2 separate regions of the Mus musculus genome follow, and region 1 is linked to region 2. Evidence: chromatin contacts called from ENCODE Hi-C or POLR2A ChIA-PET data. All regions are on one chromosome and are shown on one strand. The core of a region is the stretch at or near the end of the contact, and the rest is flanking DNA. Distances in the headings are between cores, read along the strand shown. Region 1 overlaps Gm30246 (a long non-coding RNA gene). Region 2 has its middle 24 kb from the start of 1700105F02Rik.

Region 1 (3,587 bases), core at 459-2,958, 91 kb before region 2:
CCTTGGGTATACTGTGGGCAAAACCTGACAGCTTATTTGTTCCCCGGGCATCCTCTCTGTCCATCCGGCACTTCAGAACTTGTGGTGACTGTCAGTGATGTGTGATGGTGAGACTCTGCTTGTTCTCCACCTTAAGAACACACTCCAGCCTTTCACTCTGAGGTAGTGTCTGTCTTTTTCCCTGAGATGGGTTTCCTGTAAGCAGCAGAATATGGCCTAGTGGTTCATCACTGGAAAGAGAGGCCCATTGGACACGCAAACTGTATATATCCCAGTACAGGGGAACGCCAGGGCCAAAAAAATGGGAATGGGTGGGTAGGGAAGTGGGGGGGGAGGGTATGGGGGGCTTTTGGGATAGCATTGGAAATGTAATTGAGGAAAATATGTAATAAAAAATGTTTTAAAAAAAAAAAAGAACACACTCCAGGTTTCTCCAGCAAGGATGTTTGCTGAGGGAGATGGAAAAGAACAGTCTTCCATTGAAGGAAACTAAGGGAAGCAATGCTTTCAATTCACTTGCTAAGTTTGCTTTGTTTTAGATTTTTTTTTAAGTCACAAACAAGCAGAGAATACATCAAATACGTTTTCTACATTAATCGAAATTAACATGAGTGTAAAAAGTTAACTTACTAAGGCTCTCAATTGTGTTGGCAGAACCTCTAACAGTGACTCAGTCATTAGACTGTTAGATTTAATTAACTAATACTTTAAAAGCTTTCTTGCACATTTACTTGAGTCAGGGGAAGCTGCTTATAATTTTCGTTGTCTTTTAACACTGACAGCTTATGACTGTAGCCAATGCTGTAAAAGGGCATGGCTGCTTTTGTTCTTTGTCTTCTTCGGGTAACTTAGAACATGGCCAGCAATCTGTTCTTCCTCTAGAGCTCCAACCACTCACCCATAAACCCACCTGGGCCTGTACTTAGTTTGAAAGTGAAAGGGGGAGGGTCGTTACGTTTTAACCACTTTAAGATTTACTGCACTTCACAAACTCCCTACTTCTCACACCAACTCTGACATTCTCCATTTTGGCATTTTGTCTATACTTCCACAAGTTTTAGTTCATAAAACCTGACTATGTTAAAGTTCTTTAAATGGTCCTGAGTGTTAGAGATGCCAAACATCATAGACAATTTCAAAGTAGAAACTTAAAAGGGCTGTCTCAAACCCTATGCTTCAGAAGCAATTATCTCCACGTACGTATGTAGTTATAATTTTATAGCAGACTTCTCTTCACATAGAGAATTATAAGAGCATAAAGTTTAACAGCAACACACACTGTAGTTAGTATGTATAGATACGAGTAAAAGAGTTACACACACGAACAGAGGGGAGATGGATGCTGAAATAGGCAAATGATAAGCATGTAGAGAATCCTGCATGTTTTTCTCTTTAAATAACTATAACAGCATCTTTGCACTTAGTGATCATAAGAACAGGAGTCTGTGCTGAGAGTGGGGGTTTTGTGCGTCACCGCAGTCATCCAGGTTTCTGGTATCTATTCCACGCTAATGGGATGTTTACTGAGTAAATGCATTTGAAGTACCATCTACAAACACTGTTCTCCAAGCAACATACGTTCTGTTTATATAACCTCCCCTGTCCCTTGCAAGGAAGATGGTATCAGTCCTATTTCACGGTTAAGAATTTACTGAAACCAGAGGGAAATAACTTGCCAAGGGCTTAGAAGGCAGCCTGCCAGATTCAGGCGTAGGCTCTGTCTAAAACCAGCACCTGCTGTCTCTCTAGTGCTCCACACTAATAAGCAGAATGAAGGTCCTACTCCAGAGAAAGCCCAAAATGTGGAAGTCCAAAAGGAGCTTTGGAGAATGGGAGGTCCCTTCATTGTTCTTCTGCTGGATGCAGGGCCTTGCAGTGGGAGCTGAGCTTCAGCGAGTCTTTAGCAAGCTTCCTGCCTTTCACACCACCAACAAAGAGCTCATCTGCTGCACTCTGCTGTGCAGTGGGTGGGCAGGGAGGCAGAACTACAAGCAAAAGGGATCCCAGAAGCTTTCTATGCAAAGATGGGGAGGGAGAAGGCGGGAGGGATGGCAAGAACTTTAACAGACCCAGCAGAGGACTCTGGGAACAGAAGGAGGGCCCTGGAAGAGACTGCACAGCTCTGGTTAGCCCTGCTTAGAAAACCCGCTCCCACTTGGAGCTACCAATTAGGGGAAGAGGATTCTCTGTGGGCTGAGCAATTAAAAGGAGGGTCTGCTGACTTGACCTCATGCTGAGCGCACACTGCAGGCAAATGTGGGAACAAGTACAGCTGCCATGTGTACAGGATTAGCTGGTGCCCTTGTCAGAGCAGAGCTACCTTGGTCAACCTTGCCTGCTTGGAGAGAAGCTCTCTGAAGGGCAGGTCACAGCATCGCTCTCTAGTTAAGGTCATTTAAACAAGTCATTAGAGCAGATTCTAGTTGGTTTGAGGATAGCTGCCATTTAAATGAACAAAAAATGTCAATCAAGTAGTGTTATAATCCAGTCACAGACAGAAGGCAGGATAGGTTATTTCCTGGTGACCCTTATTAGAAAAAAAAATCCCAATTAAGAATTTCTGATGTTGTGACACCAGTTCAGATATTACCAGTCCCCAGGGAACATCTGTACTCTGGAGAAGGCTATATTAAAAATCAAACACAATGGCCACATACATTTCTGTCTCGTGCTCGTGATGTTTGTGTATGCATGCATCTGTCTGTCTGTCTGTCTGTCTGGGTCAGCTGACAATCTTGAGTTTCATTCTTTATGCATCATTCATTTCCTTTCCTTTTTTCTTTTCTTTTATCTTCTGACACGGGGTCTCTTGCGGGCCTCTCACTCACCTCGGCTGGGCTTGCTGGCCGGAGAATCCGAGGGATCTCCCTTGCTCAGTAACTCTGCCCCCACCCCCACCCCCACCTCCACCCCAATGCAGGCATTGCGAATGCAAACAGTTGTGCCCAATTTAAAAAAAAATGTCAGCTCCAGGAGTCAAACTCAGGTCCCCTCACTTGAAAAGCAAGCACTTTGCTGACCAAGTTACCTACCAGGTCTGCAGCTTAAGGTTTAAATCTAGGTTTTTGGTTTGACATATAGCATAGACACAGGAAAAAATGCACAAATTCAAAATATACAGCTCTATAACTTCTCCCTCTCTCTCTCTCTCTCTCTCTCTCTCTCTCTCTCTCTCACACACACACACACACACACACTCACACTCACACACACACATACACTCCACATAACCAAGTCAAGAACTAGAATTATTGCCAGTGCCTAGCAAACACAGAAGTGGATGCTCACAGTCATCTATAGGATGGAACACAGAGCCCCCAATGGAGAAGCTAGAGAAAGCACCCAAGGAGCTGGAGGGGTCTACAACCCTATAGGTAGAACAACATTATGAACTAACCAGTACCCCAGAGCTCTTGACTCTAGCTGCATATGTATCAGAAGATGGCCTAGTTGGCTATCACTGGAAAGAGAGGCCCCTTGGTATTGCAAACTTTATATGCCCCAGTACAGGGGAATGCCAGGGCCAAGAAGCGGGAGTGGGTGGGGAGGGGAGCAGGGTGGAGGGAGGGTATAGGGAACTTTCGGGA
Region 2 (3,570 bases), core at 664-3,163:
CTGTCCGTCTTTCCACAGTGCCACAGACAAGATTGGAAAAGCCCATTTGCCGGGTTGCTCATGCCATTGTTGAAACATCAAGTGAGCTGGTAATATTGGTGCTATACAAGCACGGCCTCATGTCATCCTTAGAGTTCTAGTTCCTCCGTCAAGTGTTTCCCTATGACTCAGCATAGCACTTGCCACTGCAAACACAACAAACAGAAATGTTGAACTTTCTAGGAAAACGCTGTTTTCCTCGATCAGATCATTCTTGTCTCACAATGCTCACAATGTCAGCTGACAATGCCGTTTCCTCTCTTGCTTTGCTGTACCACCATCATCTGCTCAGCCAATCTTCCCAACTCTGTCTCTGACAGTTCCCTGCAGGCAGGGCCATGCACTGGCATCTGTGGCCTGAGCTACTGCAATGACCCCGTCAATGGCCTCTTTGCCGCCTTGCTTACCACATTCCAGTCTACTACCCCAGGGTGAGCAAGGTACTCTTTTTTACTGGAATGGTTATTTCTTCAGGACTGGGGCCAGATCACCCTCTGGGCAGTCTGGGTCATATGAAACCCACATACCTCTCTGCTCCACGAGGCCTGAGATGCCTTCCATCATTCCCGTAAATCCCCTGGACTTGCTACCATTTTTTTTTTTTGGTTTGGTTTTGGCATGATCCCCTTTTCTCTATGCTGCCAATACTAAAGGCTATTACTATGAAAAGCGCTAACTTAGGAGTAAGAGTCAGCTCTAATCAATCATCCTCACCAGGGTCCGTGAGAGTATTTCTCTCTTGCCTCTCTCCACCTCTCACACTTCATTACAGACACTGGCTTGCCAGTTTCTCTGGGTGTCTGGGACTCTACAGTTACTCAGATGTTTGACAGCTTTATCCTCCCCTCCTATGTAGACCCAGTGTCCTCTTCCCACATTCTTGACATCACATTCTTGAAATTGCTGCCCCTTCCAATCCCCCTCCCTTCCCTGGTTTCTCGACCTCTGCAGCATAAGTCACACTCTGGCAAGCATACATTATTCTTTCTCCTCTCGTTGGCCGTTTGCCTCATCAACTATCATGGAAGCTCTGCGAGGAGAGAAGATGTGTCCATCTTGTCTGCCACCGTGTCCCCTGCTCTATGGCAATACGGCGGCGCGCACAGCTATCAGTAGCACAGTTGGTGCACAGTCATTGCAGCGATGCAGGAACAGAATACCAGGGCCCCAGAGGATGAGGAAATGAGCAGGAAACCTTGTCCCAGCTCAGGATATCAAGGGACACTCAGAAAAAAGGGAGGGAGGGAGGGAGGGAGGGAGGGAGGGAGGGAGGGAGGGAGGGAAGAAGGAATTGCCATAAAGGGACCTTAGAAACCAACCAACAAATCTCAGATTCAGTGGAGTGTTCTCTCCAGGAGCAGCACATGGAACTGCCAAAGCAATGGACACACCCGGAGGCCTGATGGAGAAGTTCCTTTTGTGTGGTTGCTTGTGTGCTCTGGCTTCTTGTTTTCACTTCCTTCACTTGCTTTTGAAAAGCCTCACAAACATGAAAACTAAACTTCTAATCTCTCCAGTCTTAAGCCAACTGCCTGACTGCTCCCTGAGACTCGATCTGGAACAGAGAGATGCCCTTGACACAGCAGGACTGACGGCAGCCTTGACTTTGATCATTCATCCATCTTTGTTATATTTTATAGATTAATTTTTCTGTTCCTTCCCACTAACAGCAGGCGAGCACCATGCTCGGTTTTCAAACGGGCACAGTAGCTGGTGTCTGCAACCACAGATTCAGAAACCAGATTCTGAAAGTTGAACTGAATCAAAAAGCAAAACTTGAATTTGTTGTATGCCAGGTTCTATGACAAATGCAACCTAATGAAGTGATGTGTGGGCAGGCACTGTGTCGGGAATGGTACGTAGTCAAGAGATGATTTAGCAGCAAGGATTGTATAGATTACATACAGAGGCTGTGCTGCTGTATCTAAGAAGAGACTTGAGCATCATGCATTTTGGTATCTATAAAAGTCCAAGAATGTATCTCTCAATAAAGGGTAGGCTGTCGAGCCCATAGTCACATAAGCTTTGAAAACTTTGCAAAACCAGGATGCTCTGATTGTAATGGTGGTAAGACTCTCTTCCATTCCCACCCCACCCCCTCCTGCTTCCCACACCCTGGGCAGAGACTTTCTACAGTATTTTTGGAACAGTGCTGAGGTAAAGTTGAGTTGGCATATTTAGCTTGGGTTTAAGGGGATATATTTAGTTGGCTTTCAGTCACCTCTGAACATTGATAAGTTACTGCTATTCATAGGCATTGCTTCTAGAAATACTCTAACTTAAGGGCCAACTCATGCAGCATCGTGATACAAAGGCACACAGTCTACCATGACATGTGTGCAATAGACAATTTGGCCCTGGGAATATATGGGGAATGAAAGATCACCTATATTTGAGGTCACCACAGTGGTAGATAGTCTGTGAGACTCCTCCCTTACCAATCATACAAAAATATAAGCCAGAATATCCATCATTCTGACTGTCTTAGTTAGGGTTTCTATTGCTATGAAGAGACACCATGGTCACAGCAACTCTCATAAAGAAAAGCATTTAATCAGGACTGGCTCATAGTTTAGAGGTTTAGTCCCCTGTCATCATGACAGGAAGCATAGCGGCCCCGCAGGCAGACACAGTGCTGGAGAGGGAGCTGAGAGTTCTACACACAGATCTGCAGGCAACAGGAAGAGAGGGTGATACTGGGACTGCCTTGGGTCCCCCAAACCCCAAAGCCCACCCACTTCTTTCAACAAGGCCACACCTCCCAATAGTGCCACTCCCTGTGAGCCTGTAGGGGGCCAATTTCAGTCAAACCACCACTTAGAAAATTTTGACACTTTGGACCACAAACCTAGAGGAGTTTTCTAAATAGCATACATGCCCTGCTGTGAACAACGAAGGGCTTATGGATCTCAACTGTTTAAACCTAAAAAGAAGTCATGATGTATCAATGAAAGGGTATATCACTTTTCTATCATTTTCCTCTTTAAAATTGTGATGCTTTAAAGAGACTAGCAAGGAGTAAATATTCAACACAGTGTATTATACTATAATGTATAATGGGAAGTTAACTAAAGTGGCTATTTTCTGGATTTTTGTCTTAAGTCATCCCAAAGGTCCATGTGAAAAAGTTGATCTCCAGATGAGGCAGAAGCCTGATGACAGGGCCATGAGATTAGGGCGTAGTAGAGCCTTTAGGAGGTGGGAGCTGGGGGTGTGTCCTTAGGAGACGCCAGGGAACCTCCCTCACATTCATTTCTTTGTGGTTCTTCTGTTCAGTCACATGCTCCCACCATGATATACTGTCTCACCACAGGACTAAGGCAACTGGATGCATTCATGCTGGAGTCAAACATCTGAAATGGTGTTTTACTAATAATTTCAAAAAAATTATTGCGATAGGAAGATGACTAACACAACATGTGGTTTGGGTTGCTGAGGAGAGTAATATGATGTGTAGACATGAGTAGAATACGTATGTGTAGATACTATCTAGTATATTTATATATTAGATAGTATATATATATATATATA

Evidence for each region. A loop is a pair of places that touch in the nucleus more often than their neighbours do. ChIA-PET counts read pairs that join two places held with the same protein, here RNA polymerase II (POLR2A).
Region 1: POLR2A ChIA-PET joins it to region 2 with 77 read pairs in Patski. The contact joins two enhancer-like sites. A Hi-C loop is called at or near these places in 2 of 37 maps with a recorded cell type or tissue (T-helper 1 cell and T-helper 17 cell). POLR2A ChIA-PET finds 5 or more read pairs at or near these places in 1 of 5 experiments (Patski).

Annotation. Positions count from the first base shown.
Region 1 is chr14:76,790,579-76,794,165 of GRCm38, reverse strand. All of the region lies in intron 1 of Gm30246 (a long non-coding RNA gene), which reads right to left. Among named protein-coding and RNA genes, the nearest start is that of Gm30246, 12 kb to the right of the region's middle. Within about 2 kb of position 1,708, at least 2 of the 3 ENCODE cell types and tissues checked have a DNase peak (open chromatin) inside an H3K27ac peak, as active enhancers do.
Region 2 is chr14:76,700,177-76,703,746 of GRCm38, reverse strand. No RefSeq gene overlaps it. Among named protein-coding and RNA genes, the nearest start is that of 1700105F02Rik, 24 kb to the right of the region's middle. Within about 2 kb of position 1,913, at least 1 of the 3 ENCODE cell types and tissues checked has a DNase peak (open chromatin) inside an H3K27ac peak, as active enhancers do.